Linked DNA regions of Mus musculus: region 2 is linked to region 1. A link is a contact called in ENCODE POLR2A ChIA-PET data. All regions are on one chromosome and are shown on one strand. The core of a region is the stretch at or near the end of the contact, and the rest is flanking DNA. Distances in the headings are between cores, read along the strand shown. Region 1 holds the start of Wdr19 (WD repeat domain 19). Region 2 holds the start of Rpl9 (ribosomal protein L9).

Region 1 (3,056 bases), core at 549-3,048:
AGACCTAAGATGCTTACAGTCCCTTTAAAATTATCTTCATTTACTCACTACTTAAACCTACTTCTTTGTCACATATTTACATTGCATATTTGCTGGGCAATATGTCACTTGGGAAAACTTTACATTGATTCAACCTACTGAGGTCCTCATATCTGCATTAGTTGTAACTCTATATGTCAGATTTCAAAGACTATTAGAAACACAAATGATAGCATGGATAATTTGTTTGTTTTCAGATAAGGTCTCTTTATATAGCCCTGGCTGCCCTGAAACTCACTATATAGATAGGACTAAGCTCAAACTCACAGAGATCCACCTGCCTCTAGCCCCAGAGTGCTGGGATTAAAGGCGTGGGCTGATTCATTGCTACCAATGAATGCTGGCTTTATTGGTATTTTTTCTGTTAGATGCTGATACAAATTTTGGAGATACTCGGCAAAACAAACTGTATTATCACAATGTTATTTGTTTTTTTTAAACAATTTTATTGTTGTTATAAGTTAAAAATTTGAAATTTCATTGACTTATATTATTCTTATATCAGACTGCTACATTCTAGAATACTCAGGAACATGACCCTAGATGAAAAATATTAGTTTTAAATACTGTAGATTAATCAAGCACACCCTTATCTAGGTAGATGCAGCTTAGATACTGTAGCTGAAGACTTGAATCTGAGTGACAACACAACTCCTCCAATGCTATCTGAATAAATGCCCATCTCCCGAAAGCCTGTGTCCTGGAATCGCAACTTAAGATAGAGGTGCGCTATGATGCCAAGCACACACAGGTTTTTTCCAGCACGTACACTCACTCAACGTATTCTAGACCATCTTACTTCTGCGAGTTTGGGAATACATCGTCCTTAAACCTGATTCTATTCCTTTCATGGCAGATCTGTCTTGGGCTGTAATCTTACAGGTTAGTTTTCTTCCACAGAGTTATATCGGTTCTAGGTACAACTCAGATAAAAGTTACAGCTTTCCTAGAACAGCAAAAAGGTTTGCTTGTTGCAGGTCACGGTTAACTTAACTGTAAAGAGAATAGTATTTACTCCTTTCCGACACACCAGAAAGTGAATCATGCAAAGTTATCTGCCAATTCCAATGGACACACAAGAGCTACAGTGAAGCTTTAGGAAAGCTGAAACCATTTTAAACTCGGTGTTTCCATTTCTTTGTCAGAGCAGTGCGGGGGTAAGTACCTCTGAGGTAAATCACAGGAGTGCAGCGGCTGCCCCTGTGGAATTCACAACAAACCCAATCAGAAAACCTGCGTGCAGTGGAGGACGCACACAGGTGTGCAGATTTCTCCATCATGTGTTCTAGCGACCAGGGCTCTGCATACCGGACAGGTCACAGGCCAAGTAATTCTTGATGACTGTTTTAGAGACTTTTGATTCTCCCTAGGGCTCTGGGCCAGTGGCTTGGTTTGCCCAGGATTAAGCTACAAGAAATCGGTAGCGATACCGGTAGTTCGGGCGTACTCAGATCAGGCTTCTACCAGATTCCAGAGGGCACAGGCCTCCCTCAGCCCGCTCTCCAGAGCTTCCTTTCCCTGCATCCTTACAAGCCCATCATCCCCTCCCGCCCGCTCCCGGAGCTCATTCCTCTATCCTCAGCACTTCCGCGGAGGGACAGGGACACAAACTCCTCAGAGTCGCGCTCCGAGAGTTTAGGAAATACAGAGGCTGCCACATCTTCTCAATCCGCTGGCACTTGTAAGTTATTTACCTTCATTTCAAAGGCTCCAGCGACACCCCCGTTCTTGTAAGTGCGCAGGCGCAACAGAACACCCCCGCCCCGCTACCGCGTTCTCGTCACCCAGGAGACCGTGCAAACAGCGACCAATCAGCGAGCGTGGGGCGGAGCTGCCCCCGGAGCCCTCCTTTGAGAGAGATGGGCAGGGTGGGTAGAGTCACGTGATGGAGGTGGAGCTAAGCTCCGGGAAGTTGAATGCTACGAGGGCTGGTCAACTTCCTGCCTGAGCTCTGATTGGGTGAGGCTGCGAGGCAGGCGGGCCCTATGGACAGAAAGGGTCTTGAGCTATGTGAGCAGAAACCACTGGCCTAGGAGCGGTTGTAAAGGAATTCCGGGGGGAAAAAAGCTGGACCCAGAGGTTGGCAAGTAGGAGGCAGGAATTGGCTCATGAGCCAGACGGCTTCTACAAGATCCACTTGTAAAAAAGGCTTGGAGAAACTAATGTATCATTCCTCATTTTTTTTTCTTGCAGGGTTTTTATTTTTGATTTTGCCCTAACGGAGGTGAGGTATGAGGAGTCGTTTTCTTTCAGGACCATTAAGACAATTTTAGCTAGTGTGATCGGGGAGGAATAGTTGAAAAAAATAAAGAAAAGAACTCGCCTGTAGTATTTGAGCCTGGTAAACAAGAAGTTTAGCGGAAGCTAAGCATTAAAAGTTGGCTGGAGGGAGGGAGTGGGATTCTGCACAGTAGCTAAGGTTGGCTAGCTGGGCATCATCACCTCGGGTTCCTAGAATAGAGTTGGGTAATTTTTCACAGCGACTCTCGTCCATGAGATAAAATTGTAGTCAAACCTAAAATGGCCTCAGCAAGAATACAAGATGGAGAAACTTCTGCATTGTCTTGCTCTGTCACAATAGTAACAGGCTAATCAAAAACAAACAAAAAAAAAACAAAAAACCTACATGGTTGCATCAGTAGCTATAATAACAAAGCATTTGACAAAACTGAACATAAAACAAACCCTCAAAATTCTCAAAAAACAAAACCCAACAAGAAAAAGCAAGACAACAAAACCCTGTACCATAGAAATTGTAAACAGTATCTCCAAATAGCCTAAGGCTGATGTACTTAATGCTAAGAATCTTGAAAGTAGTCCCATTAGGAACAAGGCAGGGATGTCCCCTCTTGTGACTCTTTCTCAATTCTGGTGGAAGTCCTAGTTAATGCAATAAGGAGAGAAAAAGAAGCATACTGATTGAGGAAGGAGGTGGGAAAACTGCAGATGACATGACTGAGAGTGTACAGAATCAGTAGAAGAGAGGGAGGGATGTGGGGTAGAGGTAGAGCTAATTA
Region 2 (2,898 bases), core at 174-2,673, 190 kb before region 1:
TTGGTCTACAGAGAGAAGTCTAGGGCAGTTAGGGCTACATAGGGAAACCATCTCCAAAAACCCAAATAAATAAAATAACTATCAAGAGAAAAACCTATACTTTCTCAATTAGATGCTAGATATAAAATGGGATATGGCAGCATAAAATGGTCATTTTGGAAAGGATGAAGAAATGGCCAAAGGGTACAGAAAAACCTACAAGGCTTGATTAAAAAAGAAAAAAAAAAAAAAAAAAAAAAAAAAAAAAGCACAATGCCAGGCAGTGCATCTTTAATCCCAGCACTTGGGAGGCAGAGGCAGGTGGATTTCTGAGTTCGAGGCCAGCCTGGTCTACAGAGTGAGTTCCAGGACAGCCAGGGCTACACAGAGAAACCCTGTCTCAAAAAATCAAAACCAAAACAAACAAACAAACAAACAAAACCAAACAATGCACAAAGTCAAAGTGGAATCTAATGTTCAATTACCTTTCTCCTTTCTGGCGCTTTAAGTTTCCTTTATATTCATCCCATGTACTCTTGTCTGCAAGATCACCAGATACAAAATCTTGAAGGTCTGGTCCATTATGCAAAAATTCCTTTTTCTTATCTGGCAAAGAACTTAATGCTCTAACCGTGAACGCATATCTTCCAAATATCTACAAAAAGGGTTCAGTACAACATTCACTCAGTAGACTCTGAAATAATTTAGTTTTAACCCATTATAATACCAAAGCTAAAGAAATTGATTCAGAAATTATGTAAAACGATTTAAGAGCTCAAACTACGTAGATCAGAACCTGAAAAAGACTCAAGGTGAAAGAACCGTAAGTCACGGCGGCTCAAACACGTAATGCAGCTCTCAGAGGAGGCAGAGTGAGGAGTCGTCTTTGGTCTAAGAATTTAGTTTCAGGCCAGCCTAGATTACAGAGACCCTGATGCACGCTCAGCCATGACAAATGGGGGAAAAAAGTGGGACGCAGATCAAAGTTAACCGCTAAATATAGGTTAGAAAACCTTAGTGGGTGACTTAACATGCCACGTTTTCATGTCTTCTATTCCTAAAACAGGTACTAAAATATGTTGTCAACAAGTTTGCAATAATTAAGATATGCCACAGCTGTCGGGGCTTTTAAAAAAAGGATATCTGGAACAATTTCCCTAGTTTTGAACTTAGGATAAGCAATGGCGTTCCCGCCGCTCACCCGGGACCCCAGGCTGCGAGCTGTATCCCAGCAGCGTAGAGCCATCCCCCTCTTTTAGGTCTCAGGAGTGTCAAGGGATCGAGGGAACAGCACCCCCGGCACCGGACGCGTCCAACAACTCGTCGCTTGAGTCATGACGCGATACGTCGTCGCCGACCGGCGCGACTCGACTAGCTCGGCAATCGAGTAGTTCCGCCTTAAAGCCGTCGCTCGGGTCGTGACGCGACACGCAGGGCCCTGACGGATTACAAGAACGTGATGACGAAAGACGTTCTCTCTTTGCCCCATCTACTGCGAGGTGAGGAGCTTAGGGACCGGGTGCCCCGGGAATCTGAACCCATCCTCTGTTTGGGGACCCCGGCGGCATGGAGCCGATGCCCCAAGGCTTTGTCCCGACTGTCCCCCAGCACGACGTGCGTCCTTGGGACTTGGTGGCGCGAGCTGGAAGTGGCGTTCGGGCTTTCAGGCCCATCTCGGTCGTAGCCCTTCCGCCATGGCGCACCGAGCCGGGCTTCCTTACTCTTCTCCGGGGCCCCCGGTCCAGTCCTTGTCCCGGACACACCTGGGTCCTTGTTGCCGGCTTTCGTAGCTGGCGATTCCCGTTGGGAGCGGAACGCTGCCGGGTCTCGGGTGTAGAGCGTCCCCCGCCCCAGCCGTCTCACCCGGGTGTCTGTGTTTCAGGATGAAGACCATTCTCAGCAATCAGACTGTGGACATTCCAGAGAATGGTGAGTAGATGGCTCCCCGCCGGCCGCTGACGGCTTTCCTGCATGCTCTAAACCCCGGCCTATGGTCTCACCAGTTCACTTTCTCGTTTAGTCGAAATCACTCTGAAGGGGCGCACAGTCATTGTGAAGGGCCCCAGGGGGACTCTGCGGAGGGACTTCAATCACATCAACGTGGAGCTGAGTCTTCTTGGGAAGAAGAAGAAAAGGGTAAGAACTTGTGTCTTCCGATGCTTCGGGTGCTTGCTTGTAACAAAACCCGGTAACCGATGTTAATCCCCCACCCCATGCGTGGCCGAGTGGGTTACTCGGACTCAGTTCTTTTATGAGTGAACTTGGGTGTGTGTGTGTCGTCCCTCTGGTGTCCTGTGCGTGTGACATACGGTGCATTTGTACATGGCTTTGCGTGCTAGTACTCGCCAGCTAAAAGTGCTGTGTTTTAATTCTAAAGTTGTTGTGTTTCAGCTCCGGGTTGACAAATGGTGGGGTAACAGAAAGGAACTGGCCACCGTCAGGACCATCTGCAGTCATGTTCAGAACATGATCAAGGGTGTCACGCTGGTAAGTCAGCCCTCCACTCTGCCCTTTAACCCTTTGGAAGAGGTTCCTTGGGTGTGTATAAATGTCTAGGGCCAGGATGGACTGTACTTCTACAAAGGAGGCACTTTCAGATATTGGGGGTGGGTTAGCACAGATCAGACCCAGGAATTTGCTGGGCAGGCTCCTTTACTTCTGTTTCAGGGGTTTTGTTTGTTGGTAGATACATATAGTGGAGATTGCTGGCTGGTATGTTTGGGACTCAATGGATAGAAAAGACAGCCAGAGTTATACTCTGTCTCAAAAAAACAAACAAAAAGATCTGACTTGTGCATCTCTGAAGTTACTGTTCTAGATCCTTTCTCCCAAAACAGTTAATGCTGAAGAGGTGTTGTTTTATAAACACAAGCTGTACTTTGTATACCTATTGGATCGTGTTACCCTGTTGCTCCTGGG

Evidence for each region. ChIA-PET counts read pairs that join two places held with the same protein, here RNA polymerase II (POLR2A).
Region 2: POLR2A ChIA-PET joins it to region 1 with 14 read pairs in Patski. The contact joins the promoter of Rpl9 here to the promoter of Wdr19 in region 1. POLR2A ChIA-PET finds 5 or more read pairs at or near these places in 3 of 5 experiments (Patski and embryonic stem cell).

Annotation. Positions count from the first base shown.
Region 1 is chr5:65,198,438-65,201,493 of GRCm38, reverse strand. Wdr19 (WD repeat domain 19) reads right to left here and starts at 1,798. Exons shown (of 37, transcript NM_153391.2): 1 at 1,734-1,798. The coding sequence starts at 1,739.
Region 2 is chr5:65,389,956-65,392,853 of GRCm38, reverse strand. Rpl9 (ribosomal protein L9) reads left to right here and starts at 1,423. Exons shown (of 8, transcript NM_011292.2): 1 at 1,423-1,478; 2 at 1,862-1,908; 3 at 2,000-2,115; 4 at 2,371-2,466. The coding sequence starts at 1,863. It overlaps Lias (lipoic acid synthetase), which reads right to left and starts at 1,357. Exons shown (of 11, transcript NM_024471.5): 1 at 1,181-1,357; 2 at 465-634. The coding sequence starts at 1,225.